Regions from separate parts of the Homo sapiens genome. Here region 2 is linked to region 1. Evidence: read pairs that join two places in POLR2A ChIA-PET (ENCODE). Cell type or tissue: K562. All regions are shown on one strand. Links, peaks and the distances in the headings refer to the core of each region. The heading gives the core; the rest is flanking DNA. Region 1 has its middle 16 kb from the start of MLYCD. Region 2 overlaps CDH13 (cadherin 13).

What was found. ChIA-PET counts read pairs that join two places held together with the same protein. Peaks named below come from ENCODE experiments on the same cell type or tissue, not always from the same donor. Only the 100,000 strongest peaks of a DNase experiment are listed, where the experiment ranks them.
Region 2: POLR2A ChIA-PET joins it to region 1 with 5 read pairs; 2 of 35 experiments call an interaction of 5 or more read pairs at or near these places.

What each region holds. Positions count from the first base shown.
Region 1 is chr16:83,875,247-83,891,437 of GRCh38, reverse strand. No RefSeq gene overlaps it. Among named protein-coding and RNA genes, the nearest start is that of MLYCD, 16 kb to the left of the region's middle. RefSeq lists a silencer at 12,674-12,832. In K562, for the core only: a CTCF peak has its summit at 4,144; a DNase peak (open chromatin) is centred at 2,627; H3K27me3 peaks cover 1,666 bases.
Region 2 is chr16:83,770,968-83,787,158 of GRCh38, reverse strand. CDH13 (cadherin 13) reads right to left here. Exons shown (of 14, transcript NM_001257.5): 12 at 6,958-7,191; 13 at 3,687-3,905. CEDORA (CDH13 antisense oligodendrocyte and neuron associated lncRNA) reads left to right here and starts at 14,210. Exons shown (of 4, transcript NR_188499.1): 1 at 14,210-14,350. It also overlaps the pseudogene LOC124903810. In K562, for the core only: no CTCF peak of the experiment used is centred there; no DNase peak of the experiment used is centred there; H3K27me3 peaks cover 866 bases.

The sequences.
Region 1 (16,191 bases), core at 1-5,000:
TTTTCTATTTTTAGTAGAGACGGGGTTTCTCCATGTTGGCCAGGCTGGTTTCAAACTCATGATGTCAGGTGATCTGCCCACCTTGGCCTCCCAAAGTAATGGGATTACAGGCATGAGCCATCACACCCAGCCAAGATGGAGTCTTTTAACACAACATCTCAGACTCAAGCTGAGAAAGGTGGTACCTATCAACAAGTTTGAGAACTTCTAGATGCTTCATTTTCTAAACTCTGAAAGACAGAAGTCCAGGTAAGACTTAGAGAATGGTAAGCAGCCACGAGGGACTTCTATGCTGTCTGAAGAGGGTGCCAGGAGGCAGAGGCTCCAACCTTGACCATAGGGAGTCAGGGTTGAGGTGGGGAGGCCTGAGTAAAGAGAAGCGGAATGGGGATCAGACTGACAAGGCTCCTAGTTACTGGTCTGTGGTTGGCAGAAAGATGTACCCCCAGATATGTCCACGTCCCCATCCCTGGAATCTATGAATATGTTACGTTGCATGGCAAAGGGAAATTAAGGCAGCAGATAGAATTAAGGTTGCTAATCAGCTGACGTGGAGATGGGGAGACTGTCTTGGATGATCTGGGTGTAACAAGGAGGTGGAAAAGTCAGATTCAGGGAAAAATGTGAGGATTATATGCTGCTAAGATGTGGGGGGTGGGTAGGTGCCGGAAGCCACTGCAGGTTGTCTCTAGAAGCTGGGAAAGGCAAGGAAACAGAGGCTCCCTCAGAGGCTCCGGAAGGAACGAAGCCCTGCTAACACCTAGATTTCAGCCCAGTGAGATCTGTGTTGGATTTCTGACATCCAGAACTGTAACAAAATAAATCTGTGTTGTTTGAAGCCGCTGAACTTGTGGTCATTTGTTACAGCAGCCACAGGAAACTCATACATCTTTCAAGGCTGGCTTTGTTTGCTCCAAAAGGAAATGCAAAGGGGAAAGTAATACTTTGTATCAAGCTCTGGACTCTATGAATAGTAATCATAACTAATGCTTGGTATTGCTCTTACTAAGTACTACGCGTCATCCTAAGTGCTTCACATAAACCCATTCATTGAACTTTCCCAACTCTGTAAGGTAGATACTATTTTTATCTGCATTTTTCACTGATAGGGTAACTGAGGCACAAAGAGGTTGTGTAACTTGTTCGAGGCTGCCCAGGCAGTCTGGCTGCAGCATCCCTGCAACACGCTGCCATGCTTGTGTTTGGTGACTCGAAAGATGGGTTTCTTTCAAGTAAGACATGCAGCCCTTCTAGATATGGTAGAGCAAAACTGTGGAGGCAAATCTGTTGGGAGAGCAAGCTCACAATTTCTGACTTAATAACTATAATAAATACAAGTCACTCTCTTCTTGGTAACTCAGTGTCCTCACCAAACCCAAACTGGCGTGAAATTATTGGAGATAAATCCATGTTGTATGGGATGCACTTTGTCATGCTCCTGGGGGCTCCCGCATTGACACAGAGGCTCACTTGTTACCGTGGAGCAAGTCAGCTTCTGCATCGGGCAGTGTGGGTTGAAATCCTGGCTTGTTGGTTTATTAGCTGTGAAACTCCAAGCAATCTACTTTACCTCTCTGAGCTTAAGTTTCCTCTTCAACAAAACAAAACAAAACAAAAAAACTCTTCCTTCAAGGGTTGGCACTTCAGTGACAGGAGGAAAAATATGAGTGTTACAGGAGGCAGAAAGAAATTATTTAGGTAGACAGGGTAAAGACAGTCCCCAGCAGAAAACTTTCCTTCTAACAAAAAGCAACTCAGAAATAGCTCCCTTTCAGGCCAGGTGCAGTGGCTCATGCCTGTAATCCCAGCACTTTGGGAAGCCGATGTGGGCGGATCACCTGAGGTCAGGAGTTCAAGACCAGCCTGGCCAACATGATGAAACCCTGTCTCTACAAAAAAACCCCATAAAAATTAGCTGGGCATGATGGCAGGTACCTGTAGTCCCAGCTACTTGGGAGGCTAAGGGAGGTGGATCACTTGAACCCAGGAGGTGGAGGTTGCAGTGAGCCAAAATCACACCATGGCCCTCCAGCCTGGGCGACAAAGCAAGACCCTGTCTCAGGAAAAAAAAAAAAAAAAAAGGGCTGGGCGCAGTGGCTCACGCCTGTAATCGCAGCACTCTGTGAGGCCGAGGCAGGTGGATCACTTGAGGTCAGGAGTTCGAGACCAGCCTGGCCAACATGGTGAAACCCTATCTCTACAAAAAATACAAAAATTAGCTGGCCGTGGTGTAGCTGTAATTCCAGCTACTCAGGAAGCTAAGGCACAAGAATTGCTTGAACCTAGCGGGGCGGAGGTTGCAGTGAACAGAGATCACGCCACTGTACTCCAGCCTGGGTGATAGAGTGAGACTCGGTCTCAAAAAAAAACAAAAAAAAAAAACAAAAAAAAAAACAAACGAAAAAAACAATTAGCTCTGTTTCTAACATCATGCAGTTCAAATAAATCACTTCTCTTCTAACAAGCAGGCTGAATGATCAAGCTGTAAAACACAGATAAGACAGCTCAAGCATAGAAGAGGGCAGAGTCTCCTGGGTAATCACCAAACTTCACACTCATACAATGGGCCTCAGTGAAACAGTGGGCCTTAATAAGCACATTCCTTTCCTTTAGGCACACTAAGTAAGATATGGAGCTAAAAGTGGATTGGGGTTGTGGGGGATGTCTACCGCCGCAAGATGCTGCCTGGGAACAGACACAGAAACTCTCCCTCGCAGATAAGCAACACAGACTAAGAGTTGGCCTAGGTGGTTAGGGAATGGGGTGAGAGCTGATAAAAAATCTCTGGTCTATACAGATAGCACACCTGGTCACAACTAAATCGTTGGGCTCTAGGAGTAGAAGACATCCCCTCCTCACTAGCCCGTTATAAAAACCCTGACATTTTTACTACCACCTGGCAACCCGCTCCGGACCCCTCTCCATGATACAGAGCTGTTCTTTCCTTTTGCCTGTTAAACTCCTGCTCCAAACTCACTGTATATGTGTGTGTGTGTGTGTGTGTGTGTGTGTGTGTGTGTGTGTGTCTGCAGCCTGGATCTCCTTGCCTGTGAGACCAAGAACATTGATACTTATCCCATACAACGAGGCTGCTTCTTAAGGAAACACTCACTAAATGTATTTCCACCTCTTGTCTGGTTCTGTAATTGAGGACAGTGGTTAAGTGGTCAGGGGAGAGACACTGAGTCTCCTTTCCTTCCTGTTCATTCTGTGTCCATTCCTAGATCCATCACTTGCTTGCTGTAACAGTAGGCAAGGTACTTAATCTCTCTAGTCTCAACTTCCTAATCTGTAAAATGGGCATGCTGGTGACAGCATCTCCCTCTAACTTCCTTAGAGCAGTTGTGGAAAATTAATTGGGATATTTTATGTAAACTTCTTGAAACAGTGCTGGGGACCCAGGGACCCAGTGGTGTTAGTCCTCCTGCTTATCAGAGATGAGAAGAAGGGAAGGGAGTCGAAGACCCTTCAGCTGAGGTGGGGAGAAGAGTATGTGATGCTGTGGTCAGGGATGACCAATAAGAGACCTTGTGGGAGACAATGGCTCATAGGACTGAGAGGGGAGAGCTGAGCTGGACAGGGACGGGCTTCCGGGTCAGAGATCCAAGCATGTCCAAGCATGGAGGGTGGGCGGCTGCAGCGTCAGCTAAGCCTGTAAGGACAGCCAGCAGCCCACACAATGGTGGTCATGCAAAGGACGAGAGAACAGCAGTGCAGTCTTTGTCTTCCTCCCTCCTTCTGAATTCCCCGCTGATGTCTGTGTCAGCTTTCACTCATCTGGTGGCCGTATGTTGCCACGTGAAAAATATTGAGTTACAAGACATTATACCATGATGCTATTTTAATTTTTTTAGAAAAGCACTCTGAAAGAAGGTTCACCAAAATGTGAACAGAAGTTATTTCTGGGCGATGGGTTTTTTAAAACTGTCTTTTAAACATATTTTTGAGTTGCCTGGGTTTTTTAAATTACAACGAGCATGCATAACTTTTAATAATAAGAACGAGTCATATTTTTTCCCATTTCCATTTTGGATAAGAAAAAGAACCTATATTTATCTAGCATCATAAGATGTTATGAATCGACGCATCTTCCAGCAAGCCAAGTTTTATCTTTATTAGATGCAATTCAATGCCATGAACATTTGGGGCGCAATGACTCCGTGCCAGCTGTTGGCCCTGGTGTTACAAGAACAAATAAAGCACAATTCCTGCTTTTAAAGAGCTCAGAGTGTCGAGCAATGACTTCTGTTCTGTGTTTATAAAAGCTCACAATTTCTGATTTAATATCTATAATAAATACAAGTCAATATCTTCTTGATAACTCAGTGTCCTCACCAAACCCGAGTTAGTGTGAAACTGTTTGTTGGGAATAAATCCGTATTGTACGGGATGCACTTCGTCATGCTCCTGGGGGCTCCTGCGTTGACACAGTGGGTCACTTATTGCTTAGACTAAGTGGTCTTGGACTGTTATGATTTTCTTGCTACTCAGTAAATAATAATGACGTACTTTCCCTCCTGAACACTGACTACATGTTAGGCACGGTGCTAAACTTTGACATGTATGATCACATTTTATTCTCAGAGTAACCCATGAAGGATGGGCTTTACTCTGTTGTCAGTCTTACAGATGAGAAAACTAAGGCTCAGATAGGTTAAGTAACTTGCCTAAGGTCACACAGCTAGTCAGTGGACATGCCAAGACTTGAACCAATTTCCGGCCGATTCCAAGGCCTAAGACGTTCATCTCCAACCTACGCACCGTTCTGTGCTCAAGCTATGTTTGCGTGTTATAGCACATTTTAGGTTCCAAAGAATTTGGAATTTTCCTAGAATCAATTCTTGTCCCACGTGTTCTTCTACAATCTCGCCAATTCCCCATCAGAGGGTGGAACCTAACTCTCTTCCCCTGAATCTGGGTGGGCTTGTTTGGTAGCTGAGGATTTCACCGCTCAGGTCTCCCTTCAAGAAAAGAGTTACTTTTCAGCTGTAAGTGTGGTCTGCACCTGTTAGCACCACCAGGGTGTGTCTTCGCCTTCAAGCCAAGGCCACTCTCTTTCTGGACAGTCTCAGCCAATGACTAAGCAGGGCAGGGGTCTAGGGCCTGGCTGTTTCTGTTCATCATGGGACTCTTTGTCCCAGAGCATGAAGTGGGTTGGCCAAGACCCTGTCTGATCTATGCTGCCACCTGAGACTCTCCTGCACCATCCCGTGTCCCCTCCTTTCCCTTTACAGCTGTTAGAGCCACACTGTGTCCTGAAGGCCTTTCCAGCCTCCTTCTGCTTCCTCCTCCCGTTCTCTGTCTCAGGTATGACTCCCAATCAACTTCTTGACTCCTAACTCCCATCTCGGTGTCTGCTTCCCAGGGGACGCATCTGACACAGCCTTTTGCTTGCTTGTGACAAACAGAACATTGCAGAAGTGATGCTGCGTGACCTCCAGGATAAAGCTATAAAAGGCAATGCAGCTTGCACATTGTTTGCTAGAACCCTCACTCTTGAAGCTTTCAGCTACCACTTAATAAGCAGTAAGCTCAGCTCCCCTGAGGATGCCACACTGTGAGGAAGCCGAAAGTAGCCCACATGAAGAGACCACGTGGAGAGGCCCTGAGAGAGAGAGAGAGAGAGAGAGACTGATCAGCCCTCATGAACTCCAATTCCTTGGGATTCTACTTCCAGCCATCATTGGACTAAGACCACACGAGAGACCCTAAGCCTAACTCATCCTGAATTCCTGATCCACTGAGACCCTGAGAGACAAAATATTGTTGTTTTAAGTCACTAAGTTTTGGGCTGATTGGTTACCGAGCAATAAATAGCTGGCACAAGTACCATGTGGGCTGTGGTATGTGAGCGTGGGGCCTGTCATTTTTCATAATCCTTCTGCAGCTTTACTATTCTGTGGGAGCTCAGCATAGTAGGTGTTCCATTCGCATTTGTTACCGTTTTGTATGCTCAGTGAGATTACAGATACGGGCCAGTTCCGAGCTGCCTGGAAATACATATGTAGCAATTTAAACATTTCCTTTCTAATTAAATTGTGATGAGAATCCATTCTAAGACGCCCTCCCAATATTTGTGGATAAGAAAAACAGAGGGTGCTTCTGAGGTTTAGGATTAATATTATGAGACTATGAAACTCAAAATTATGAGACCCCTCATGCTAAATAAGCAGAAATGACTGTGCATGAGATACTGGCTCCTGGCCAGTCTCAACATAGTTATAAAGACATATTCAATCAGTGCCAAGGAAAGAGAAGTCATCCTTGTATCTCCTTAGCCCATCCCAAATCTTTACACAGGCTATGACATTGATTCCGAGCTGGGCAGACTTGGGTTTGAATCCCATCTTTACCCATGTAAATGTAACTTGGTTTGTAAAACTGTTGGCAGAATCCACTAAAGCTGAACATATGCATTCCTATGTCCCAGCAGCTCCCTCCAAGGTATATACCAAACATGAATATATATGTATATTCACCAAAATACATGTTTTGCGGTGGGCAGGGCTGTGCAAACCTACCCCAAAGTGCAAGGAAGCCAAGAAGCCTAAGAAAAAGGCTGACAAATCCAGTGTCTTAGTAAGAAACATTTAATAGGGACTTAGGAACAGAAGACATGTCTGTGTCTTGGGTGGCAGTGGGACAAGATGGTGGATCCCTGTGCCACTGCTGCTGAGATCCAGGGCTTATACACCATAGGGGAGGGGTAGTTCTGAAGGGTTGTGTGGGACAATTGAAGTACTACAACATCAGCGTTGCCTGGCTAAGGGCAGGATTCATGGCAAGGACCTGGTCTCACACAAGGAACAATAGATACACTTGAAATCTTAAAGACCTTCCCAGAACAGGGGTTAATCACAAGCCAACGTGGTAGACTAGCATCCAAGATAGAGTCGGTTTGGCTTCCACAGACATGCACTAGAATGTTCATGGTAGCCCAGGGTTTAAAAGCCCAGATCTGGATACTATCCAAATGTCCGTTGTGTTAGTTTTATATTGCTACATAACAAATTGCCACAAAATTAACAGATTAAAACAACACATATTTTTGACCTCACGGTTTCTGTGAATCAGGAGTTAGGTCGTGGACTCTGCTTCCGAATCTCACAAAGCTGCAGTCCATGCAGGCTGCTGTACACAATACCACAGACTGGGTGGCTTATAAACAATAGAAATTTATTGCTCACAGTTATGGAGGCTGAGGAATCCAATATCGAGGCAGCTGCAGACTCGGTGTGTAATGAGGGTCCACTTTCTGGTTCATAGATGGCAACTACTAGCTGTGTCCCTACATGGTGGAAGGGATAAGGGGTCTCTTTCGGGCCTCTTTTATAAGGACGCTGATCCCATTCATGAAGGCTCCACCCTCATGACCTCATCACCTCCCAAAGACCCCATTTCCTAATACCATCACCTTGGGGGTTAGGATTTCATATGTTGGAATCCTATTGTAAACACAATTGCAAGGTGTCTGCTAGGCAGTAGTCTCATTTCCAGGTTCAGCAGGTGTAGGGTCCACTTCCAAGTTCACATGTGCTTGGCAGAATTCAGTTCCTTGTGGCTATAAAACTGACGGCCTCAGTTTCTTTCTGGATGTGAACTGGAGGCCGCCTTCACTTCCTTGCCACAGGGGCCTCCCCAACATGCCACTTGCTCTAACAAGGCCTGCAAGGGGGAAAGTGCTCTTGAAAGGTGGAGGTCACAGTCCTGTGTAATGTAACTGTGAGTGGATTCCATCATACCCACTGTATTCTATTGGTTAGAATCACATCACACACTCCGCCTACTCTCACATCCATCAATGGCAAAATGCATAAATAAAGCATGGCACGTTCACACGGTGGAGCAGTCCAAGGCAACGAGAATGAAGTCTCAACCTACACAGCCATAGGATGCATCTCCAAACAGATGATGGTGTGAAGGTGGCCAGACACAAGAGAGCCTATTCTGTGTGATATCATGATATAAAGTTCAAAAATTGTCAAAACCTCTGCTGTCAGGGGTCAGGACAGTAGTTACTTGGGATGCAGTTAGTGACTGGGACCATGCACACCTTGCCTATTGGATGAGAGGCAGCTCAAGGCCCTCTCGCTCTCCCAGCTCATGTGTGAGAGAAGAACCAGCAGGGGCTGAGAAGCAGCTCTGAACCTTGTTTCCGGCTTCAGAACCAAGTGTCTAGCTCTGATCCAATCGGCTGTGGCCAGAGGCAGTTCCTTCCAAAGGCAGTGGGAACTGATACACCATATAAATGGCTCTAATGGGCCATGCGTGGTGACTCACACCTGTAATCCCAGCATTTTGGGAGGCCAAGGCAGGCAGATCACCTGAGGTCAGGAGTTCAAGATCAGCCTGGCCAACATGGTGAAACCCCGTCTCTACTAAAAATACAAAAATTAGCCAGGTGTAGTGGCAGGCACCTGTAATCCCAGCTACTCAGGAGGCTGAGGCAGGAGAATCACTTGAACCCAAGAGGCGGAGTTTGCAGTGAGCTGACATCGTACCACTGTATTCCGGCCTGGGCGACACAGTGAGACTCCTTCTCAGGAAAAAAAAAAAAAAAAAAAGGCTCCAATGACAGCCCCCAAAACTTCCCATTTCACATTTGTTAGCCGCCAAGCCTACGCCAGCTTTGCCCACCCTTTCAGGGGCTTTGATGAAACCATCATTGCTCTGTCTTCTCTTCTTGGGAGACAGCGGCAGGTGGCTGATCCCTGGTCATCTGCACAGGGTGTGGACAGCAAGAACTCAGTGCCCTGTGCTCTCCCTGGTGCCCGGCTTTGGAGCTGGCAGGGAAGTGCTTGCACCATGGTACAGGGACATTAGTCTGCGGAATGGATATCATTTCTGACAGACGCAGGACAAGGAGAAACAGATTTGCCCCTAGAGCTGAAAGTTTAATTTCAGCTGTAGGCTTTCTCCAAATGGAATGAGAGATGGCAGGAGTGAAAAGCAAAACTAACAACAGTGGGCATTCTCTTTTCTCCATCACACCCTCTGTGTTTTCAATGGCCAAAGCACATGGCTGCCCCCCAGAAAGGGCATCAGTTCAGTCACAGAAATGGTGGTGTTCAGCTGCTGCCTGAATGCTTTTTGTGAAATCCGACACCACTGCATCACTCTCCTGCTCAAAGCTTTTCAACACTCTCTCTCGGCTGTCAGCAGTGGCTGGTGCCTCCAGCATTTTGGGTTTCAAGCAGTTATGAGTTTTATCCCAAATAACTGGGTACTGTTAAAAGTTAACACATGGCTGTTTGTAGGGGATTTAAACTTTTTTGTAATTGGAGTGAACTTCTGAAAGGCAAACGTTAGAATGTTTCTAGGTACTAGCACAAATGGTGAACAGCCAATGTCCATCAACAGGAGAATGATAAATTGCGGTATGTTCATTGAATGGACTACTACACAGCAATAAAAAAGAACAAGTGACCAGTACACACGACATGGACGGATCTCATAAACACGATGATAAGTAAAGGAAAACAGACAGACAGACTATGCACCGTGTGTTCCACTGACATGAAAGGAAAGATGAAGGAAAACTAATCTATGATGATCAACGTCGGAACAGTGACTGCATCTGTAGGAGGTGTGTGCATTTACAGGGAAGGGAGCCTTCTGAGGTGCTGGGAAAATTCTTTATTTTTATGTGAGTGGATTACACAGATCTGTATCTATGTAAAAACCATAGAACTGTATGCTTAAGATTTGGACACTGTAGCTCCATAAAGAATAGGTTTGAAGTTATCCACGTTAATAACCACATCATTCTTGGCCAGGTGTGGTGGCTCACACCTGTAATCCCAGCATTTTGAGAGGCCAAGACAGGTGGATCACTTGATGCCAGGAGTTCGAGACCAACCTGGCCAACATGGTGAAACCCCGTCTCTACTAAAAATACAAAAAAATTGCCAGGTATGGTGGCAGGCGCCTGTAGTCCCAGCTACTCAGGAGGCTGAGGCAGGAGAATGGCGTGAACCCAGGAGGCGGAGCTTGCAGTGAGCCAAGATCGCGCCACTGCACTCCAACCTGGGCAACAGAGCAAGACTCCATCTCAAAAACAAAACAAAACAAAACAAAACAAAACAAAACAACAAAAAAACCCCCACATCACTCTTGGCCAAGTGTAGTGGCTCACATCTGTAATCCCAGCACTTTGAGAGGCCAAGGCAGGTGGATCACTTGAGGCCAGGAGTTCGAGGCCAACCTGGCCAACATGGTGAAACCCCATCTCTACTAAAAATACAAAAATTAGCTGGGTGTGGTGCCTCACACCTGTAATCCCAGCTACTTGGGAGGCTGAGGCAGGAGAATCGCTTGAACCCGGGGACAGAGGTTGAAGTGAGCCGGGATTGCGCCACTACATTCCAGCCTGGGCAATAGAGCAAGACTCTATCTCAAATAAACAAAAACAAACCATGTCACTCTCATTTGCTTTTTTTTTTTTTTTTTTTTTTTTGAGACAGGGTCTGACTCTATCATCCAGGCTGGAGTGCAGTGGAATGATCATAGCTCACTGCAGCCTTGAGCTCCCGGGCTTAAGCAAACCTCCTGCCTCAGCCTCTCGAGCAGACGAGACTACAGGTGTGTGCCACCACATGTGGTAAATTTTTTGTATTTCTTTGTAGAGATGCGGTTTTGCCACATTGCCAGGAACTGTAGTCGGAAGGCTGGGGAGGGAGGGGCCCGGCATAATGAGCTTTGTGAGGAACAAGGCGTTTTCTCCAGGTCAATGGTTTCAGCGGTTTAAGAGAGGAATGGACAGTACTCCATACTCAGTACCACCCAGCAGGCACTCCAGTTGGACGCAGTTCCAAGTACACTAATTCTAGCTTTACTCCGTCTTCTTCTCATCCTCCAAAAGTTTTTCAAAACGCAAGTGAGAGCTGGGCACATTAGCTCACTCCTGTAATCCCAGCACTCTGGGAGGCTGAAGCGGGCAGATCACCTGAACTCAAGAGTTTGAGACCAGCCTGGCCAACATGGTGAAACCCCGTCTCTACTAAAAGTACAAAAATTAGGCAGGCGTGGTGGCAGGAGTCTGTAATTCCAGTTACTCAGGAGGCTGAGGGAGGAGAGTCGCTTGAACCTGGGAGGGTTCAAGCTTGCAGTGAGCTGAAATGGCACCACTGCTCTCCAGCCTGGGTGACGGGGCGAGACTTTGTCTCAAAAACAACAAAAAAGTAGATGTGAACTCCCCTTAGAAGACGGTTATGGGTACAAAAGTCTCCTTTTATATATATTTTTACAAACACCATTGTAGGGAAAAGAAAGAGCCATGAGACTGTTACTGTGTCTATGTAGAAAAGGAAGACGTTAGAAACTCCATTTTGACCTGTACCCCGAACAACTGCTTTGCCCTGAGATGCTGCTAATCTGTAACTTTGCCCCAACCTTGAGCTCACAGAAACATATGTTGTATGGAATCAAGGTTTAAGGGATCTAGGGCTGTGCAGGGTGTGCCTTGTTAATAAAATGTTTACAGGCAGTATGCTTGGTAAAAGTCATTGCCATCCTCCACTCTCGATAAACCAGGGGCATGATGCACTGTGGAAAGCCACAGGGACCTCTGCCCAGGAAAGCCTGGTATTGTCCAAGGTTTATCCCCACGTGATAGCCTGAGATATGGCCTCGTGGGATGGGAAAGACCTGACCATCCCCCAGCCCGACACCCGTGAAGGGTCTGTGCTGAGGAGGATTAGTAAAAGAGGAAAGCCTCTTGCAGTTGAGATAAGAGGAAGGCCTCTGTCTCCTGCCTGCCCCTGGGAAGTGAATGTCTTGGTATTAAACCCGATTGTACATTTGTTCAATTCTGAGATAGGAGAAAAACTGTCCTATGGTGGGAGGCGAGACATGTTGGCAGCAATGCTACTCTGTTATTCTTTACTCCACTGAGATGTTTGGCTGGAGAGAAGCATAAATCTGGCCTACGTGCACATCCAGGCGTAGTACCTTCCCTTGGACTTACTTGTGACACAGATTCCTTTGCTCAAAAGTTTTCTTGCTGACCTTCTCCCCACTATCACCCTGTTCTCCTGCCGCATTCCCCTTGCTGAGACAGTGAAAATAGTAATCAGTAAATGCTAAGGGAACTCAGAGACCGGTGTCGGTGCAGGTCCTCCGGATGCTGAGCGCCGGTCCCCTGGGCCCACTGTTCTTTCTCTATACTTTGTCTCTGTGTCTTAATTCTTTTCTCAGTATCTCGTCCCACCCGACGAGAAATACCCACAGGTGTGGAGGGGCTGGCCCCCTTCACAGCATCCTGGAAGATTCTTACACATAAGAGAGTTTAAGAACCACCAGTTTAGAGGCAACATGCATCCCATATTTAATTTTTACTAGTTCTTAATAAATATTTGGAGCAAAATCCACAAGTTCCAGCAGAGGGGGATGTTACTGCATGAGAGGAAAAATCTTTAGCAGGAAACGAATTTAATAAGCCCCACATTCCAACACTGGAAAATGAAGACGCTTCCTTTTGAGACGAAGATATCCACCTGTGAAAGGGTTTTCCCACCACCTATCCCTCTTAGAGACCTCAGATGAGGATCAAGGCAGTCTGTAGAACAAATGCTGGCTGATGACTGTGTTTATGTTCCAAGAATTTGGGAATTTGTCAAAGCACAATATTGTTAAATTAATACAATCTTTGTCTGTAAGGGGTCTGGGGGAAATTATTTTGACAACTATTGTGGGCCAAGTATGCCTCTTTTTTTTCTTCTCTCTTTTTTTTTTTTTTGAGTCGCAGTCTCGCTCTGTCGCCTAGACTGGAGTCTAGTAGGGCAATCTCGGCTCACTGCAAGCTCCGCCTCCCAGGTTCACGCCATTCTCCTGCCTCAGCCTCCCGAGTAGCTGGGACTACAGGTGCCCGCCGCCACGCCCAGCTAATTTTTTGTATTTTTAGTAGAGACGGGGTTTCACCATGTTAGCCAGGATGGTCTCGATCTCCTGACCTCGTGATCCGCCCGCCTCGGCCTCCCAAAGTGCTGGGATTACAGGCGTGAGCCACTGCGCCCGGCCCAAGTATGCTTCTTGTTCTACGTTGGTTCACTTTCATTGTTGGGCTTGGCACTCTTGAAGAAGCCATGAATGAAGCTGTACATTTCTCAATCCCCAGATGAAATGAAAAATTATTGCAAGGAGCCTTCACTCTTAGACTCAATTTACCCTCATGTTTCTGCATCTTTACAGACGAGGCTTGTTCCCTGGATGCAGACTTGAAGAGGTGGAAATTTTAACTAGAAGAGGGAAAGAAACGGACATTTATTCAGCAGCCTCCTTGTGTGAGCAACTTGTACATTATCTCCTCTAATCCTCAACCACACTGCAAAGCCTAGATTAATGTCTCTATTTTAGACAGAGGGTAACTTAGGATCAGAGGACGTAGGAAACTTGCCCAGATCATACAGGGTAGCAAGAGCCTGAATCAAGATCTGGACCTTGGTCCAGGTGACTCAGTAGAAAGAAAAAGAAAGAACCATCTTGATACCCTATCACCTACACAAGAGAAGGTCTACTGCTTTTAGCCAAAAGGATGGAAATGTGACCAAAGAAATACCATGTGCGTTAGCTGAAGATAAGGCCCAGTTGCCCCTCGAAGCACAGCCCGGAGAGTGAGCTTGTGGGGGCTGCCCTGCTGGGGAGCTGACACACCGAATCTGACCCTGAGGATCACAATGACTTTCTTCCTTGGCTCTGTTTTACTCTTTCTGCCAAAGGTCTTCGTAGCAGGCGGTACAATGCCCCTCCTAACGATGTCTACATCTGAATCCCTAGAATCTGTGAATATGACACCTGACATGGAAAAAGGGACTTTGCAGATGTGACTGACTTAAGGACCTGGGATGGGGAGATGACCCTGGATTCTCTGGGTGGGCCACCACAGCAGTCCTTGTACGGGGAAGGCAGGAGTTAGAGAAGGAGATGAGATGATGTAAGTAGAAATTAGAGTGATGCGGGGTCATGAGCCAAGGAATGCGGTGGCTTCTGCGGGTGGAAAGGCAAGGAAGTGATTCTCTCCTGGAGCCTCCAGGAGTATAACCCTGCTGACCCTTCGATTTCAGTCCACTGGGAGCCATGTTGGACTTCCTACCTCTAGAACTGTGAAATAATCACTATGTTGTTTTAAGATATAAAGGTCGGGGCTGGGCTCACGCCTGTAATCCCAGCACTTTGGGAGGCCGAGGCGGGCAGATCACGAGGTCAGGAGATTGAGACCATCTTGGCCAACTTGGTGAAACCCCATCTCTACTAAAAATACAAAAATTAGCTGGGTGTGGTGGCACATGCCTGTAATTCCAGTTACTCAGGAGGCTGAGACAGGAGAATTGCTTGAACTGGGGAGTCAGCGGTTGCAGTGAGCCGAGATCACGCCACAGCACTTGGGCAACAGAGTGAGACTCCCTCTCAAAAAAAAAAAAAAAAGATACAAAGGTCATAATAATTTGTTACAGCAGCAAGGGGAAACTGATACAGTCTCCAAACATTTTTGATTGTACCCCTCAGCAAAACATTTTCACTCATTAGCAAAAAATTTTCTATGGCACAAATTCATCATGTATATTATAGAGCAAACACAAACAGAAATTGAAAAGGATAAAGAGGATACAACAAATGTTTTGAAATGCATTTTTGTATGTATTAATGTACTAACAGTATAAAATCCTTGTGGTTATCACTAAAATTATTTGCAATAAATAGTGTTAATAAATATTTAATCAGAGTGAAGAATTGAACTTGTTTCATTATATTTTAAACTCTTTAACATTTTTTGAGACTATAATTTAAGGAACTGACTCTAAAGTTCCATAGTTTGTTTTTTGAGAAGGAGTCTTGCTCTGTTGCCCAAGCTGGAGTGCAGTGGCACCATCTTGGCTCATTGCAACCTCTGCCTCCTGGGTTTAAGCAACTCTCGAGCCTCAGTCTCCTGGGGTAGCTGGTATTACAGGCATGCACCACCACACCTGCCTAATGCTTTTATATTTTTAGTAGAGATGAGGTTTTGCCATGATGGCCAGGCTGGTCTCGAACTCCTGATCTCAAGTGATCTGTCATCCTTGCCCTCCCAAAGTGCTGGGATTACAGGCGTGAGCCACTGTGCCTAGCCAGGTTCCATAGAGTTGAATACATGCTTTGAAAGTCTATCATAACTGGAAAATATTCCACACAAATGCTTGAGGCTTGGTGCAGAAGCAGCTAATGATATTCATTTTTCAATCCCAACTGCCAATTATGCACAGATTTTTGTTGACATCTGGCTAGTAAATTTCCATGTTTCCTAATCTTGATGTTGTTCTTGCAAACTAATTGGAAGGTGCTCCCTTTTGATATTTTTAACAAGTGGGTTCAAAACCCACTAAAACTGTTTACTTGAAAGATATTGTAAATGGTTAGAATAGCTCATTTCCAAGATTTTAGGCATGCAGCTTTGAGCACTTTTATAAATGATACATTTAAATGTTTTTTGGGGGGTAAAAAGGTGATAAGATAATAAAAACCTTTTCAAAAATGTTCTCTCCATAGCAAGAGTTTCTTTAGAAAAGCAATTACTTTCTTGTTTGTATAAAAAATGGAATCTTTATGGTATGGATTGCTATGTTTATTCTTTTGAAATTATAGTATCTTCTGGGTTATATATTCCTCAGAGCTCCTTGTCATTACAGAACAGGTCAGCAATTGGAATGCTTGTCATTTGTCTTTAAAAAACTGTAACTTTTTTAAGTTCACAAACTCTTCCATAGTCTTTGCCAGAAGGTGGGTATTCAACGTGCCTGTGAGGTTTCTTCCCATCTCACGATGAGCTCTGGATTTCACAAGGTGATGGCATCAATGATATCCAGTAGCACTCATGAGTGGCGTACTTTTCACTTTACCAGCTTCCTTTCCTTCCTCTTCCTTTCCCCCTCTTATTCCTCCTCCTCCTCCTTCTTTGACCTTGTGTAGAGATGGTTGGGTTAAATATATTCCTCACTTCATTACACATCATCATCATTGGTCTACCCAAGGTCTGTCATTCAAAAAGAATGACTCCCTTTTATCCTCATAGGTCATTCTTATTTCTCTAGTGCAGCAGGTAACTCTTCTAATGTATGTAACGTGGGTTTTAAAAAATGTGTTCTTTTAAAATAAATATTGTTGTTTTGTGTGATGTATAGTTTATATACGTGAGGAGTATTATATCTCACTACATTTTTC
Region 2 (16,191 bases), core at 5,399-10,398, 110 kb after region 1:
TGGTATGCCCAATATAATATGAATTACAGGAGGTTTTACAAACTGCACAAAATAGAACTGTATGTGTCATGTGTGAATGTGTGTGAGTGAGTGTATGTGTCAGTTTGTGTGTAGTAAAAGGATAAAACATCTGGACACACACATGAATAGCTAATTCATGGTAGCTATTGTTTCTGAGGAGAGAGAACAGAAAATAAAATTGGGCAGAGAAACATAGGCAATTTTACCTTTGCCTGTAATATTTTACTTTCTGAAGAAAGAGAAAGGAAGGAGCTGGGTGTGGTGGCTCACACCTGTAATCCTAGCACTTTGGGAGGCCGAGGCAGGCAGATTACCTGAGGTCAGGGGTTTGAGACCAGCCTGGACAACATGGTGAAACCTCGTCTCTACTAAAAATACAAAAATTAGCCGGGCATGGTGGTGCATGCCTGTAATCCTAGCTACCTGGGAGGCTGAGGCAGGAGAATCACTTGAACCCGGGAGACGGAGGTTGCAGTAAGCTGAGATGACGCCACTGTACTTCAGCCTGGGCGACAGAGTGAGACTCTGTCTCAAAAAAATAAATAAATAAGTAAACAAATAAAGGAAAAAAAGAAAAGAAAGACAAAGGAAAGAAGAAAAAAAGAACAAAAGAAAAGAGGGAGAAATATGTTTCCTTTCATTTATCCATCTGTCTGTCCATGCGTCCATTCATTACCATTCCCCAACGCCCTATTCCTCAAGCTCAAGTCGTAATCTAGAGCACAAATGAAAGTTTCTAGGGCACTGAGCTCAGGAATTCGTAGTTTGAAAATGTTTCCTAAGTGGTTCTGACGTGCAGCAGCATTTAGGAACTACCACTGCAATTAACACGTTGCTCTTATCACACAGTGGCAATTGTGTACGGCAAGCCAATGAGAAGCTCAGGCCAAATTTAGTGTCAGTTAACTCCATCCCCAACTCTTCCTAGTTGGTTTCTCTTCCTTGTCAAGTTTAACTTCCTGTCTGGTTCACATTTTAATTCTGTAAGCTTCTGAAACACTTTCTGGAAAGTTGGTGCTATAGAAATTCTCATACTGGATGTGTTCTGTCATCTCACCGTACCCTCCTCTCTGGAGGAGGGATGGTGCCAGGTTTTCTGGCACCATCGGTAGCAAACATCTTCACACTTGTATTCTTAACTTTACTCTCCTCCACCTGTTTCCTATTGAGTTGTGAACCGAAGGAACCAGCACGTCTTTAGGGTGGGGACAAGATTGGAGGACACTGTTAGAATGTCCAGGAGCCTGTACCTAAACGTTGGAGTCACTCACCAGGACGGTCCTGATTTCCCAGTGTCTTCGGACCACCTGGTGAGGCTTTAAAATGGACAAATGTCTAAGCTGCCCTTCCAGCCATAGGGTAGGGCTCAGGTATGGGTAGCTACTTTTAAAAGTTCCCCAGGTGCTTCTGTTGTGCAGCCAGACTTGAGATCCACCACCATCTCCCCAGCTGATACTATGCAAGAGTGACTTGCAGGTTGCTAGTGATGACTCAGCAAACCAGGCCCCAGACAGCATACCCTCACGAAGGGAACATTCCTACACTCTAGAAATCTAGGTCTAGGATATCTGTCAGCAAAGCAAGGGGGCAAACAAGCATAATGTGTTGCTATAAATTCATGGTATCTGCTATGCTCTGAAGTTTGTGCCCCTCCAAAGTTTATATGCTGAAACCTGATCCCCAAGGTGATGGTACTACGAGGGTGGGCCTTTGGGAAATTAGTGGGTCAGGAAGTCAGTGTCCTCATGGATGGGATGGGATGAGATGCCCCAGAGAGCTGCCTTGCCTCTCCCATCATGTGAAAATGCAGGGAGAAGGCGCCATATGTGAACCAGAATGTGGGCTTTCACTAGACAATGAATCTGCCAGCATCTTATTCTTGGACTTCTCAGCCTCCAGAACCATGAGCAATACATCTCTGTTATTTATAAGCCACCCAGTTTATGGTATTTTGTTATAGTAGCCCGAATGGACTAAGACAGTATACAAACTCCTCTGGACCACCCCTGCTCAACGTTTAGCCCAATTGCTGTACAGCCGAATTATCTGTGCTTTGACAAGGTTTCCTAATTTCTTCTCAGTCCCCACTCCCATCTCTAACCCTTCATCTGAAATTGTCTCTGCTTTACAGAAAAGACTCAGGAGAAGCCTCCGAGGGGTGGCCTCTTGATTTCTATTTTCTCTCTCTCTTTGCAGAAGATAAAGTTAGAAAGCCAGTGAGATAATCGAGGTTAAGTGACATTAGTACCTGAGACAGGAGGGTGGAGGCAGGGATGGATGGAAAGTGTTGGACCCTTAGACTCTGTTGGGCTTTGCAGTGGGAAGACCAGGAAGGAGACATGGAGATGATGGTGATGATGATGGTGGTGGTACAGTCATCAGAGACAAGTCAGGCAGAGGGGCAGGTCAGGAGGGGAAGATGATATGTTCGCTTTCAGAAATGCCCAGTCTGAAGGGCCAGTGAAATGCTATAATGGCTTCTTGTTTCCTTTTTTTTTTTTTTTTTGAGACAGAGCCTTGCTCTGTCACCCAGGTTGGAGATCAATGGCATGATCTTGGCTCACTGCAACCTCCGCCTCCCGGGTTCAAGTGATTCTGCTGCCTCAGCCTCCCGAGTAGCTGGGACTACAGGCATGTGCCACCATGGCTGGCTAATTTTTGTATTTTTAGTAGACACAAGGTTTCACCATGTTGGCCAGACTGGTCTTGAACTCCTGATCTCAGATGATCCACCCACCTCGACCTCCCAAAGTGGTGGGATTATAGGTGTGAGCCACCGTGCCTGGCCCTTCATTTTTCCTTCTACTCACAGGACTCTGGTCTTGCACAGAGCTTTATATACGTGAATGTCCAATGTTGTACTATGTGATTTCCTGGCAGCTCACCACTGTCAGTAGGATAAAAAACCTTCTGTTTTCTTTTTCTGTCAATTTCCCAACTTCCTAATTCACAATTACACCGATACGTTCTCAAAAGGTAAATTGCAAGGCCCAAAAGGCTTTTGGATGGTAACAGTTATATATGAATAACGGCTAAAGTTAACATTGGACTAGTATTTCATAAATAAGGAATATCTGAGACATGTATTTATTAATTTTATCCTCACATCTATACTACTTGGCATAATAATTCATTTGTTAAAAACAATGTTTCATGATATTATAGTCATTATTACTAGCCAGTGAAAAAACAGTGTAAATTATGCATTTATCATTTTCCCTGCAGCCCACCCTCCATCCATAAATTCTCACGACTATTCTCAGAAAGTCTCATAATATCTGTTTTAACCTTGCAAAAGATTATTCTGCATAATGTAGAGAGAAACAGGCCTCTGATAGACTAGTTAACTAATCTGGGCGCATTTTCATTAGCTCAAGTTGAGTGGCAGCTGTAGGAAGTTTTGCTTACCACCTAGTTTGCAGGCTAGCAATGAACACCTTTGCACAATCCCTCAGACTGGCTGGCAGGGATTGTTAAGATGCCTTTAAACATCAGTGGGAGCACTTTTACATATAACATGTTCTATCATACAGACATACACTAAAGATGAATGATTCTTCTGGGAAACATCTTCTTGGAAAGGTATATGGGAAAATGCTGGCTTCACGAACCCAGTGAAGTTACAATTTCCTGTTTGTGCATGCACTGGAGTTAGGTCAACTTACAAGCTAAGCTGAAGAGGCTGAGGAGCAGGACTGAGGGCAGGCTGAAGCGCAGGGCCCCTGCCGCGTTGCAGTCCACTTTGGAATTCCTGCAGGAGCACACTTGTACCCTGAGATCTGTGATATTCGTCATGGGTGGTTTCCCTGAATCTGTCACCATGATGGGCAGGTTGTAGTTTGCTTTGTTCAGATTTTGAAGAAGGCTTACCAGGGCGTGTGTATCTGTAAAGGCAAGGAGGGTTCTGGTGAGAGTGGATGAGACTTTTTCCAATAAAAGAGTGAGGTTTTGGTGATGAAAGTCACACCAAACAGGCATTGCATTTTCATTTATAATTGTGCGAATGCTTACATTTAAATTCATTAACATCAAGTGAAAATACCAGTTCAGATCCTCAGTGGCACCTGCCACATTCCAAGTGCCCAGAAGCCACACATGGCTGCTGGCTCCTGTAATGAACAACACAGAGACAGAGTGTTTCCATCACCAGAGTTCTGTGCCTCGGCGCGATTATAATCAGTTTCAAGGAGAGCTCCTTTCATGAAGATGATTGATTACCAAGAACTCCTCCCTGCAAATTTATTACACGAAAAAGCCATCTTGACAAAGACTGCGTTCCACATCTAGAAAGCTAAGGTGAAAATCCACCTGCTCTCAATGTGGGCAGGACCCTAATGTGTTATCATGGAGATGGGTTCTATAGCCTACATTTTTTGTCTTTAGTTTTTTTTTTTTTTTTTTCGAGACAGGGTCTCACTCTGTTGCCCAGCCTGGAGTGCAGTGGTGCAATCTTGGCTCATTGCAACCTCCGCATCCTGGGTTCAAATGATTCTCCTGCCTTAGCCTCCCGAGTAGCTGGGATTACAGGCACACACTACCATGCCCAGCTAATTTTTGTATATTTAGTACTGATGGGGTTTCACCATATTGGCCATGCTGGTCTCAAACTCCTGACCTCAGGTGATCTGCCTGCCTCGGCCTCCCAAAATGCTGGGATTACAGGTGTGAGCCACTGAGTCCAGCCTTGTTTTTGTTTTTTTTGATCAATCCTCTGTCCACAGCTCTACATTTGGGTGGGAACCCGCAACATAGAGACTGGATCTTTAAGCTTCCCCTCCACTTCCCTGATGTCATGTGCGGTGGCAATAGCCACCATCACCCAGGCCCCTGGGTGACACTTGGCAGTGGCTGCACCAGCTGGCCTATTCTTTAGCCTTGAGATAAAGTCACTCACATGATTAGGGTCATATGTATTTTTAAGTGCCCCTTTCTGGGAATAAACAGGGCTAAATATTCAGAAAAAAAAACTGTGAGACAACAAAATCATTTAGAAGGCATTTATCTATTAGGTAAAACCAGGAGAAAAAACAAGAGAGTAATGACAGGGAAATAAAAATACATGAAGCATGATCATTACCAGAAGGTGACAGGAGCAGCAATGACTAATGTGATGCTCACCTAGTGAGATGGCAGATTAAATCAAACAGCATTTTCCCATCTTCCTTTAGTAGAGGATACAATCTTTTTTTTTTTCTTCTTTTTTTTTTTAATTGAAGTTCCGGGGTACATGAGCAGGATGTGCAGGTTTGTTACATAGGTAAACATGTGCCATGGTGATTTGCTGCACAAATCATCCCATCACCTAGGTATTAAGCCCCACATGCACTGGCTATTTATCCTGATGCTCACCCCCCTCTGCACGCCCCCAAAAAAGAAACTCTTGAATGAGAAAGTTCCAATTGGAAAGAACTGGAGATGATTATTCAAATAGGCTATAGCCATAAAAACTAGCAAATAAAACACTAACCCCTCAAACAAGAGAAGGTCTGTTTTAATTAAAAATAATCAGTATAACAGAATTCATTATTTAAAAAGCAATAAAATAGACAAACAGGCAAATAGAATCAATAACAAGCAAAAGGCACTAAAAAAATGAGATATGAGATAGGGCTATAACAATAGATATGAGATTTTTAAATAGAAAATGTTATGCACAATTGTACAATACATTTGCAAAACCTAATGAAATGCGTAATTCTCTGTCTCCCTCAAAAGTTCTACCACTGACATAAGAAGTGGGAACCCTGACGGGGTCAACAGCAGGATAAGTATATTATTGAAGACATAGTGTCTAATGTCTTTCTTTTTCTTTTTTCTTTTACTTTATTGGAAGACAAGGTGAACTTGGTAGTTAGTTTACATTTGGGGAAGAAAGTGGGTGAGATTGTGGATATAGGGATACTCCATATTAATATGTTGGTGTTTCAGTCTTAATAAGGCAAGTGATAGAAGTTGGGTTAAGTTTTGAATTCCACCTGCCTATGTGGAAGGACTTGTGGGAGGAGACATTGCTTGCAAGTTTTATAAAGGAGAAAGAAGATGCATGGAAGAAGACATCAAAGTCAATGGTGGCCAAGGATTTGAAAAAAAACCCAAGGTCATCATTAAACCAAGTCAAGTCTGAGGAGGTCTGCAGCGTACTATGGAAGGTTGGAGGTTGAAGACTATAAAGATTCTTATCCTAGCACTTCTCTTTCCTTTAGTCTTTTATGACAGCAGGTACACCACGAAAAGCCTCTCCAATGCGCTGGTGAAAGTTAATGTTAACACAGTTCTCTGTCTCTGAGACTGGAAAGACAGCTGAGCCAAGAGATAGCTGGGGAGAAGCAGAGACTCCTATCTTTTCAAGGTCTGAGACTGGGCAGGTTGGCCAATATTCTTTGTAAGCTAGTTACAAACAAAGAATCTGTGGAGTTTAATTAAAAGAAAAAAGGAAGAGAAAGAGGAAGAACAAAGAATCACAGTCTTGTGGCTGGGAACTCTGGGATGGCAGAAACTACAGATTAGTTAAGAGAAAGTTCACTATTGGGTGATGGGGATAGTAAAAGCCTAGATTTCACCACTATGCAATGTATGTATGTAAAAACCTGCAGTTGTGCCCCCTAAATATATGAAAATTTTAAAGATAGAATATTGGAGTTATACTAAATAGTGTATGTAGCAGACAGGTTAGGATATACAACACAGGGTGTACAGTATAGAAAATATCAGAGAGGAAGCAGAAGAGAAAATGTCTGTGTTTGAAACAGATATTCAATATTTTTATAAATTGCATTTGTTTGTTGGTGGGAAAATTCTCAGTATTTATAATATGCCAATAACTTAAAATGAACCAAATGAGAATACTTGAGAGAACAGTAGAGAAACAGCATTTTGGGAAAGAGAAAATAAACTGAAAGCTGGAAGAATAGGCAGAAATGCTTTAGCCAGACTTACTGTTGATCTTGGAGATCTTCCAGACTTTATCAGGAACAGCTTGTTTGTGGATTTCAAATTTGAAAGGATCTGTATTCGGGTGAAGATCCTTATCTGATGCTCCCAAAATGACTACACTGAGGTTTTTGGCATCATCACAGACTTCAGCTACTGTGGGGTAAATGAACGGGGCATTGTCATTCACGTCCTCCAGGGTTATCAGCAAAGTCCCAGTGCCCGTAGCGGGAGGGTTGCCTGTGGGAAAAAGGGAAGATGTTGGTATGCAACTGGTATATGCGAGAGCAATTTACCATAGCACTTTTTGCATTGTAAACTTAGTATATTTTGCAGTTATTTTATTTTTTGAGACAGGGTCTCACTCTATCGCCCAGACTGGAATGCAGTGGTGCGATCATGGCTCACTGCAGCCACAACCTCCTGGGCTCAAGCAATCCTACCACCTCAGTATCCCAAGTAGCTGGGACCACAGGTGCACGCCACCACACCTGGCTAACTTTATTTTTTTAGCATTTACATCTAAGAGGATAATTTTTGTATTTTTTGTAGAGACGGTGTCTCACTATGTTACCCAGGCTGATTTCAAACTCCTGGCGTCAAGCAATCATCCTGCCTCAGACACCAAAAGTGTTGTGATCACAGGCGTGAGCCACCATGCCCAGCCCATTTCTCAGTTGTTATTAATAGTTGCAAACAAGACTAACAATAATAGATTTTTTTGGTATAAAGTTTAGTGGTTTACAAAGCCCTTTATCATATATAAGACTTTTTTTTTTTTTTTTTTTTTTTTTTTTTTTTGAGATGGAGTCTCGCGCTGTCGCCCGGGCTGGAGTGCAATGGCGCAATCTCGACTCACTGCAACCTCCGCCTCCCGGGTTCAAGCGATTCCCCTGCCTCAGCCTCCCGAGTAGCTGGGACTACAGGCACCTGCCATCATGCCCGGCTAATTTTTTTGTAGTTTTAGTACAGATGGGGTTTCGCTATGTTGGCCAGGCTGGTCTCAAACTCCTGACCTCGTGATCCGCCTGCCTAGGCCTCCCAAAGTGCTGGGAATACAGGCATGAGCCACCGCATCCGGCCTTAAGACTTCTGATTGAAGTTCTTTAGGCTTAATACTTTACCCTTAGAATACTAAGCTTCTGACACACACTAAAAAGTCATTCTCACACACTGAAATCTATTCAAAGAATGGAGATAAATATGACTTTTCCTCACTTATCAAATTAAATCTTTTACATAAGTAGCCAGGTATTCACACATGTTGGTGGCAGGGGGAGGACGGAGTCTCCGTGAGAGATGGCCATGGTTTCACTGCTGTAGCTCTACTCTAACTGAGGAGTTGACTAAAGAGGGAAAGATTAAATCCAAGACATTTTCTTCTGGGGGTGAAAAAGAGTCTCAGATGGCTGATGGTGCCACTGGGGGCTGGGATGGCTGACCCTGCTGGACAGGACAGATTTAGAAAGCTGGGTTAGTGATGAGAAATGAGATCACTAGCTGGCTACAGGGGCATAGAAGCAATCATCATATAATCTTTGGACCTTATTTTTAAAGCCTTGTTTTTTTCCTGATATTTCAGCTACTTCCTGAAATGTTTTTCATTTTAGGAAATACTATTTTAAGATAATGGCCCTCATAATCACCAATCTAATAATGTCTTTCTTTCTTTTTTTTTTTTGGTGAGTCTCACTCTGTCACCCAGGCTGGAGTGCAGTGGTGTGGTCTCGGCTTACTGCAACCTCTGCCTCCTCGGTTCAAGTGATTCTCATGCCTCAGCCACCCAAGTAGCTGGGATTACAGGTGTGCAACACAATGTCCAGCTAATTTTTGTATTTTTAGTAGAGATGGGATTTCACCACGTTGGTCAGTCTGGTCTCAAACGCCTGACTTCAAGTGATCCACCTGCCTCGGCCTCCCAATGTGTTGGGATTACAGGCATGAGCCATTGTGCCCAGCCCTAATAATGTATTTCACTTAAACATTAAACAATGTTAATAAAACTCAGCTTGCCTTCATTTTTCTCTGAGTTCATCTTTAATCATTTGTGCATTAGAGGTTTGCTCTTGGGACAAACCATTTGTTAGTAGTTTCTAATTTTCTGCAAGAAAGGTTAGAGCCAAATTCATAGGTCACACATTTTAAGTATACAGATTTGCCTTATTCCCAAAATAATTTGAAGCACCTCTAAAATTACAGCACCATAATTTTATACAGTAGTACAATCGTTTCTTGGCCTCTTGGCTAAGATGAAGTACAGATCTGTTCTTATCAGTTTAATAAACTAATACTATACAGTACTAATCTAACCTATGGCTTTCTTTTATTTTTCTAATCCTTATTTTCACTTAGCCAGATTTCCAAGTATAATTTTATTTTCTCTTGTACTATATTTATGTTTTGAAACGCATATTAAGTTTGCAGTTAGGCTATCAGGTTACACGGGGGTTAGAAGGGTAGTGAGTATTTGAAGTTGGCATACAGGACGCAGGCAAGTCCTAGCAAAGAAGCAAGGAGACCTCTTTAGATGCAGACAGCTTATTACTTAGACAGTAGAAGCAGGCGTGGGCATGATGGCCTTGGCGCAGGTCATGGCAGAATAAAAGGGAATGGACAACTGCAACAGAAAGAAGGGATGTTGCAGTAGAGCCAACTCCAAGCTGCTTCTCAGCAGTTTTACAGCAGCAGCTGTGTCCTGAGAGGGGCAGGCAGAAAGCCCCCGCACCTCACAGAACCCGGAAGGCAATGAGAAACTGGCTGGGGGACCGCAGGGTGTTCTGCCAAGACTCAGCGCAGCTGCAGGTCATACCCTCCCCATGTGGCTCTACATGCAAAGTCATGGGGTGCCGTGGTGGAGCTGCTCCTCCAGAGCTGAGGGCACTGAGGATGGCATGGGCTCCTGGAGGGCCTTGAGTAGCATCACAAGGGACCTGTACCAATTCTACAGAGTGCACGAGGCCACCAGAGGCTTTCCGGAAAGGCAGTGATCCAGGAACAATCTGATCTGACTTATCTTCAGAAAGCACACGATTGGATTGATAGGAAATGTGAGACCCTGCAGGCAGGCGGACCAGCCATGGATGAAGAGAGGCATGATGTGTGCAGCTCGAGCAGGAAAGCAGTGTCTTTTCTTGGTGATCAAGCACTCAGATGAGGCTGCCCGAAGAGCAGAGTGCAGTGGGAAGTGGGAAGACCAGCGGTTCAGTCTTGATTGTGCTAACGACCCCTTGAATTCAATGCACCTGTGCAGCTTGGCGGAAGTGCCCAGGCTGAGTTAGGGGTTGGGAAGTCATCAACACATAGATGGCTTTGAAACTTCTCTAACAAAGTGGTTACCCAGGGTGAAAGTTCAGAATGCCAGAGGGGTGGAATACGGAATCCTGAGAGACCCCAAAGTTTAAAGAGCAGATGCTAGTTTTGCAGGAGAGAATTGGAAGAGGAGTCAATGACCCATAATTAAATGTGTCATGACCCCTACGAGGATAAGAAGTGAAGAGAAGTAACCGGATTTTGTAAGGAGAATGTTACTGGTGACACTTTTGGAAGAGGTTTCTGTTAACGGGGAAAAAACCAGCTTAAAGGAAGCTGAGCAGTGAGTCATGAAGAAGTGCGAGCCGATACTCTTTAGCGGGGCTGGTGGAAATTTAAATATATCAACACCCAAAGACAGCTACAGAGTAAACATTCAAATAAATGTCTGCTAAAATAGCAACACAAATGCAATTGATCATTTGAAGGATGGCTATTTCTAATGGTGGCATATCATCAACTTTCGTTAGAGCGCAAACTCAAAAGAAATGCATAATTACTTTGAAGTTGGTTTTTCACTGTCAGTTTTAGTCATTTAGTTAAATTTCTTTACTGAAAAATTATTTTTCTCTTTTTATTGAACTAATTGAATATCTCGGAAGAATCCATTATGTTTTTTCACTCTGAATATATTATGAAGACAAGTCATTTGGTAGAATGGATGAGAAGGCGTTATGAGCATTTGAAATACGGCCATAAGAATTGGCCTTTTGTGAACTTAAGTATACTACTGTCTTCAATTTCCTATGTGTTATTCCCAGGCCAGGCTGGTGATGTCTTTTTCTGAAGTTAGTAAGATGAGTTTGTTACTTTGGGCGATGAGTTAAAGACAAGATTCACAAAATCCTGAGGGAAAGAGCCTCTCTCAGTTTCTATGCACGGGATAGAGAAAAATCACATCCAAAATTCAGGTGAAATTCAAAATTTCAAAATTCCTCACAAGCCCATTTGGCTCCAATCATTTCTGGGGCCCAGGAAATATAGGGGCTTCTAAGTATTCTCTAGATTTTCAGCAAAAATCCCTCACCCCTCTGTTCCTCTTTCCATCAGCAGCCTCCACCACCATGGAACCACTCATAACCAAGAATCAAAACCAAGGCACAGTGAAGACGGGGTCCCTCCTTTATGAATTTTCTCTTTCTTTTCTTTTACTTCTTTCTTTTTTCTTTTTTTTTATTTTTGAGACAGAGCGTCTCGCTCTGTCTCCCAGGCTGCAGTGCAGTGTGGCACGATCTTGGCTCATAAGCCACCACTCCTGGCCGGAATTTTCTCTTTCAATAGGGAAAACAGGTCAATTTGAGCAAAACACCCAGAAATGGAGCTAGAATGGGACTCCCTCTTTGCAGCTCCCTTCTGGAGGGAGCCCAGGGGCCATGTTCTCATGGTAGCCATTTTAAGGATCAGAGAAGTCTAACTTCTAAACATGTGGGGGTCTGGCTGAGTTTGTAGGGGCTTCTGTCTTTATAATGTTAGGAGCTGTAAGGACTGCTGACAGATGAACCATTCCAGCTTTCAGGTCTTCAACGTGGTTGGGAGGTGAGTTTCCAATTGGGAATCTGCTGAAGGTCATGGCCCCTGCCTCCAGAGAAACGCACCTGCATTCAGAAATATACCTGAAGAGTCCACAGACACGCAGATTGCAAGCCCAGGCTTGGTGCAAGATCAGAGCAGAAGATCTGAGGCCAATTCATTGTAGGTATGGTGAGGCTGAGGTCCAGAGAGATTTAGGACAGGCTCAAATGGACACCGTGAGTGTCAGGCCTCCTTCTCTAGAGCAAGCATTAACCTATACTTTCTCCACCAGAATTTTTATTACATAGCTTGAGTCTTACAGGCTCTCATTTTAACCATGAAAGCAAGCTATAATCCCTAAACCATAATTCCAGGTTATTATTATTACTATTTACAGCTTCCTTCTTATGAGCTGTTCTTTTCATTGTGGTGAAATATACATAACATAAAATTGACAATTTTTAACCACTTTGAAGTGTACAGTTCAGTGGTGTTAAGTACATTCAAATTGTTGTGGGAACATCACCACCATTCATCTCCAGAACTTTCTCACCATGCAAAACTGAAACTCTGACCCATTAAACACCAAGTCCCCATTCCCCTTCCCCTGGCCCCTGGCAGCCACCATTCCACTCCTTGTCTCTATGAATCTGACGACTCTGGGGAACCCATGTAAGTGGAATTTTTTATTTTTTTTTCACAAATAAATGGTAGGCCGGGTGTGGTGGCTCAGGTCTATAATCCTAGCACTCTGGGAGGCTGAAGTGGGCAGATCACTTGAGGTCAGGAGTTTGACACTGGCCTGGCCAACATGGCGAAACCCTGTCTCTACTAAAAATACAAAAAATTAGCTGGGCATGATGGCACGTGCCTGTAATCCCAGCTACTCTGGAGGCTGAGGCAGGAGAATCGCTTGAACCCAAGAGGCAGAGGTTGCAGTGAGCTGAGACTGCACCACTGCACTCCAGCCTGGGCAGCAGAGCAAGACTCTGTCTCAAAGAAAAAAAAAAAGAAATGGCATTTGACTAGGTCATTCTAAATGTATTTGAGATTCTTAGCTTCCTGTTCCTATTTTGCTTGCTGGAAATGACTATGACAGCCTGTGTCATAGTCAGGCTGGGTACCCAAGGAATCATCATTTCCAGCTAGCATAGTCATAGTTGTCCCTGTAGTAGGACAATAGGCAGGATAGGCGCTGGGACCAATGTCCTAGGCTTGCTGGTATCACCGGCCATGCACAGTAAAATAGCATTTACTATTTCTGTAGGACGAATAGCTCAGTAGCCGAAAATGATTATAGAGTTGAGTAGATCTTTTTCAGAGATAACAGCAGGGGGCTGGGCTCCACATGGGGACAGTCTGTGCTGATGGAGGTTTGTGAAGCAGAAATGAGACCCCAGAGCTGAGGCCTCGTCTTCCAGCTACAAGACCATGCCAGGCAGGGAAGGGGGAGGGATAAGGATGGAGAGAAAGGAGGAAGCTTGGGAGCAGGACCTTATTATAGAAATGGGCCTCTGTGGGGTAGTGGTTTAGAGCCTCATGACTGGGGAACAGTGTTGGAGCCTGTGGCTCAGCCACCAGGAGAATCACCATATACTAATGCTCACCCTGGGTTTGAGGCAAGGCTAGAAGAACTTCCTTACCTCCTAAGGATAGATAGGCTTGACCAAGAGGGCCATAACCTTCCCCTGTGCTGGACTACACTTTAGATGGGCTTCTTTCAGACTCTAGAGCCCTGATATGGTTTGGCTTTGTGTCTCCACCCAAATCTCATCTCCAATTGTAATCCCCACATATTGAGGGAGGGAGATGATTGGATCATGGGGGTGGTTTCCCCCATGCTGTTCTCTTGATAGTGAGTGAGTTCTCATGAGATCGGATGGTTTTATAAGTGTCTGGCATTTAACCTGCTAGCACTTCTCTCTCCTGACACCATGTGAAGAAGGTCCTTGCTTCCCATTTGCCTTCCACCATGATTGTAAGTTTCCTGAGGCCTCCCCAGCCATGTGGAACTATGAGCCAATTAAACCTCTTTCCTTTATAAATTACCCAGTATCGAGTAGTAGCTATACAGTAGTATGAGAATGGACTAATATAGGCCTTGACTTCTCTTTTCTTGAAGCATTTACTTTAGAAACTTGCAATTGTAAATTCTTTCTCTGTCCCTGTGAGATGTAAATCTTCCAACCTGTTGCTAGTTTTGCAACCCAGGACCACTTTTCTCAAGGACCTGACATCTCTTTGAAATGTAATCATGGAAAGGAATAGTGTCTCTGTCTCTCAGTCTCTGTGGAAGGGTTGGAGCCTAACTCCAGTAAACACCCATTAGCAAACACAGATGCCTAATCACATGGACCAACCTCCCCACAAACATCTTCCAGTACTTTTCCATTAGCTCATCCCAGCTCTTAAAAATCGTCCCATTGTTTGTTTCAGCAGAGTTAGTTCAATCTCTCTCCCTTATTGTAGCCTTGAATAAAGGCTTTGCCTTTCAAACTCTGTCCTGCCCATTTTTCTTTGACATGTTCAGATGTTGGCAAGGCTGAAAACTGCAGGGGATCTGGTTGTGATAATCCAGGTAAGCCACAGGGAAAGCACAGGTAAGGCAGAAGCAGGGAAGTGAGGTGAGGGGTGGTGTATCCATGAAAGGAGGGTTCCAAAAATGAATGATAAGAATGGTCATGTCACACCAGGAGTGTGGTACTGTGTGCACCCGTTGGCAAGCGACTTAATGAGATTGCTTTAAACATGGCTTGATTTTAATTTGTAGAACAAAATTGAATCCATGATTGATCCACAAGGCCCTGTGAAGTGTTTTGTAAAAATATACACTAAGTCTTTATGGTCAGAGTTTCTTTGATGCCGGGAGTTTCTGCTGACCTATATTCAGTGTTATAAGTAATTGGATTTTTCTTTTTAACCAGCAGTTGCAGACTGGCATTTGGTCTGCTAATTTATCGTGTTTCTGGGATGTCCAGTGTTCTAAGAATTCTTATTTTTTATCCAAATGGCTTCAAGTGGAGCACATATTTCCAAGATGACCACTGGTCCTTTCCAGCCTACTGCCTCTGCCCTGGCTTCTAGCAGCATAAGACTTGGGCCTTCCTCATATGTTCCCTCCTAGCTAACCTGACTTTAGCCAGTATAGATTTTTCTTCATTTCTCCATTCCTGAAGTATGGCTCCCTCCTTTCTCTTAAGCATGTCTTTCAGTCTTATACTACTTCTTTTCTTAATATTGAGTCTATTTGTATACATGGATAGTTTAATAGGCATCTCATTTAAGGTTCTCAAATAAGTATACAAGCTAAAAAGTCACCCCCCATCCTTCTCCACCCACAGAGTGTACATTGTGTTGGGTGATATCATGGGGAAAATACCAGGAGCAAACCTTAGCTGCAGGAATCTCTTTTCTCTTGTGTCATTGACTTCTTATTAGAAAGACATGTGTTTTGGTTACAAGGTTGGCAATTCCATCATGCAGCAGTGTGAATGGGATGTAAGGAGATATTTTTAATTTTACCTCCTAATACAACCATATCAAATCCCATTTCCAAATGAGGAAATGAGGACTTGTAGGCACAGATATCTGGAAACAAAGCCTATTTAAAATTGCTTAGTAGGAATGACAGTTTTCCTTCCGACCCATTTTCAGTGACAGCCTGTCACTCTTGACTGAGAGATCTCCAACCTACAAATGTTGGTGGGTTATTTATTTTGCAAGCAGCCCTCCTGCTGCCATACAATGGCAAGTCTTGAGGGGGAAAGGGTTATCATTTTCTTTCCTTTGGATCTGAGTTACTGGCTCTGTTGCTCTAGAGGACTATGCCTTTTAGACCATGGCGGTGCTTTTGCTTCATGGACTTGGCACCCTGCCACGGTCTTCCTGGCATTCAACCTCTGCTTGCCCTTGTTTCTGGCTTTGTCGTTCCCACTCAGCACTGACAACTTGTAAGAGCCTCAGCACATTATATGACCACGATAGGACCACATGGATTCCACTGCTGGATTTCAAACTCCAATAATTAACCTTGTATTTCTTCAAGTTGAGCAGTGATAACTGCCTATGAGATGGCCAAGTTGGCCACCTGGCCTGCCTGGGTTACTCTTGGTCTGGTTGGCTCATGACTTACACTTAGCCTTTTGTGATCTTGGTGTAGGGAGGGCAGAACTGTGCGTTTTCTAAGAGAAGCAGGGTAATATGATTAATAAAAGGTGAAGATTTACGTAGAGGAATCGAGCACCTGTTATCATACAGTCTAGGAAAAGTCCAAGCAAACCAGGCAGGCTGTTGCTTTGAGCACATGGGGGTCTACATTCTAGTTTTTTCTCATTTTCTAGAAAAGAAAACTAGACACTCAGATTAAGGAAAATGTCCAAGGTGCTCTAACATTAGTGTGTCAGAGGCATTGAAATCAGA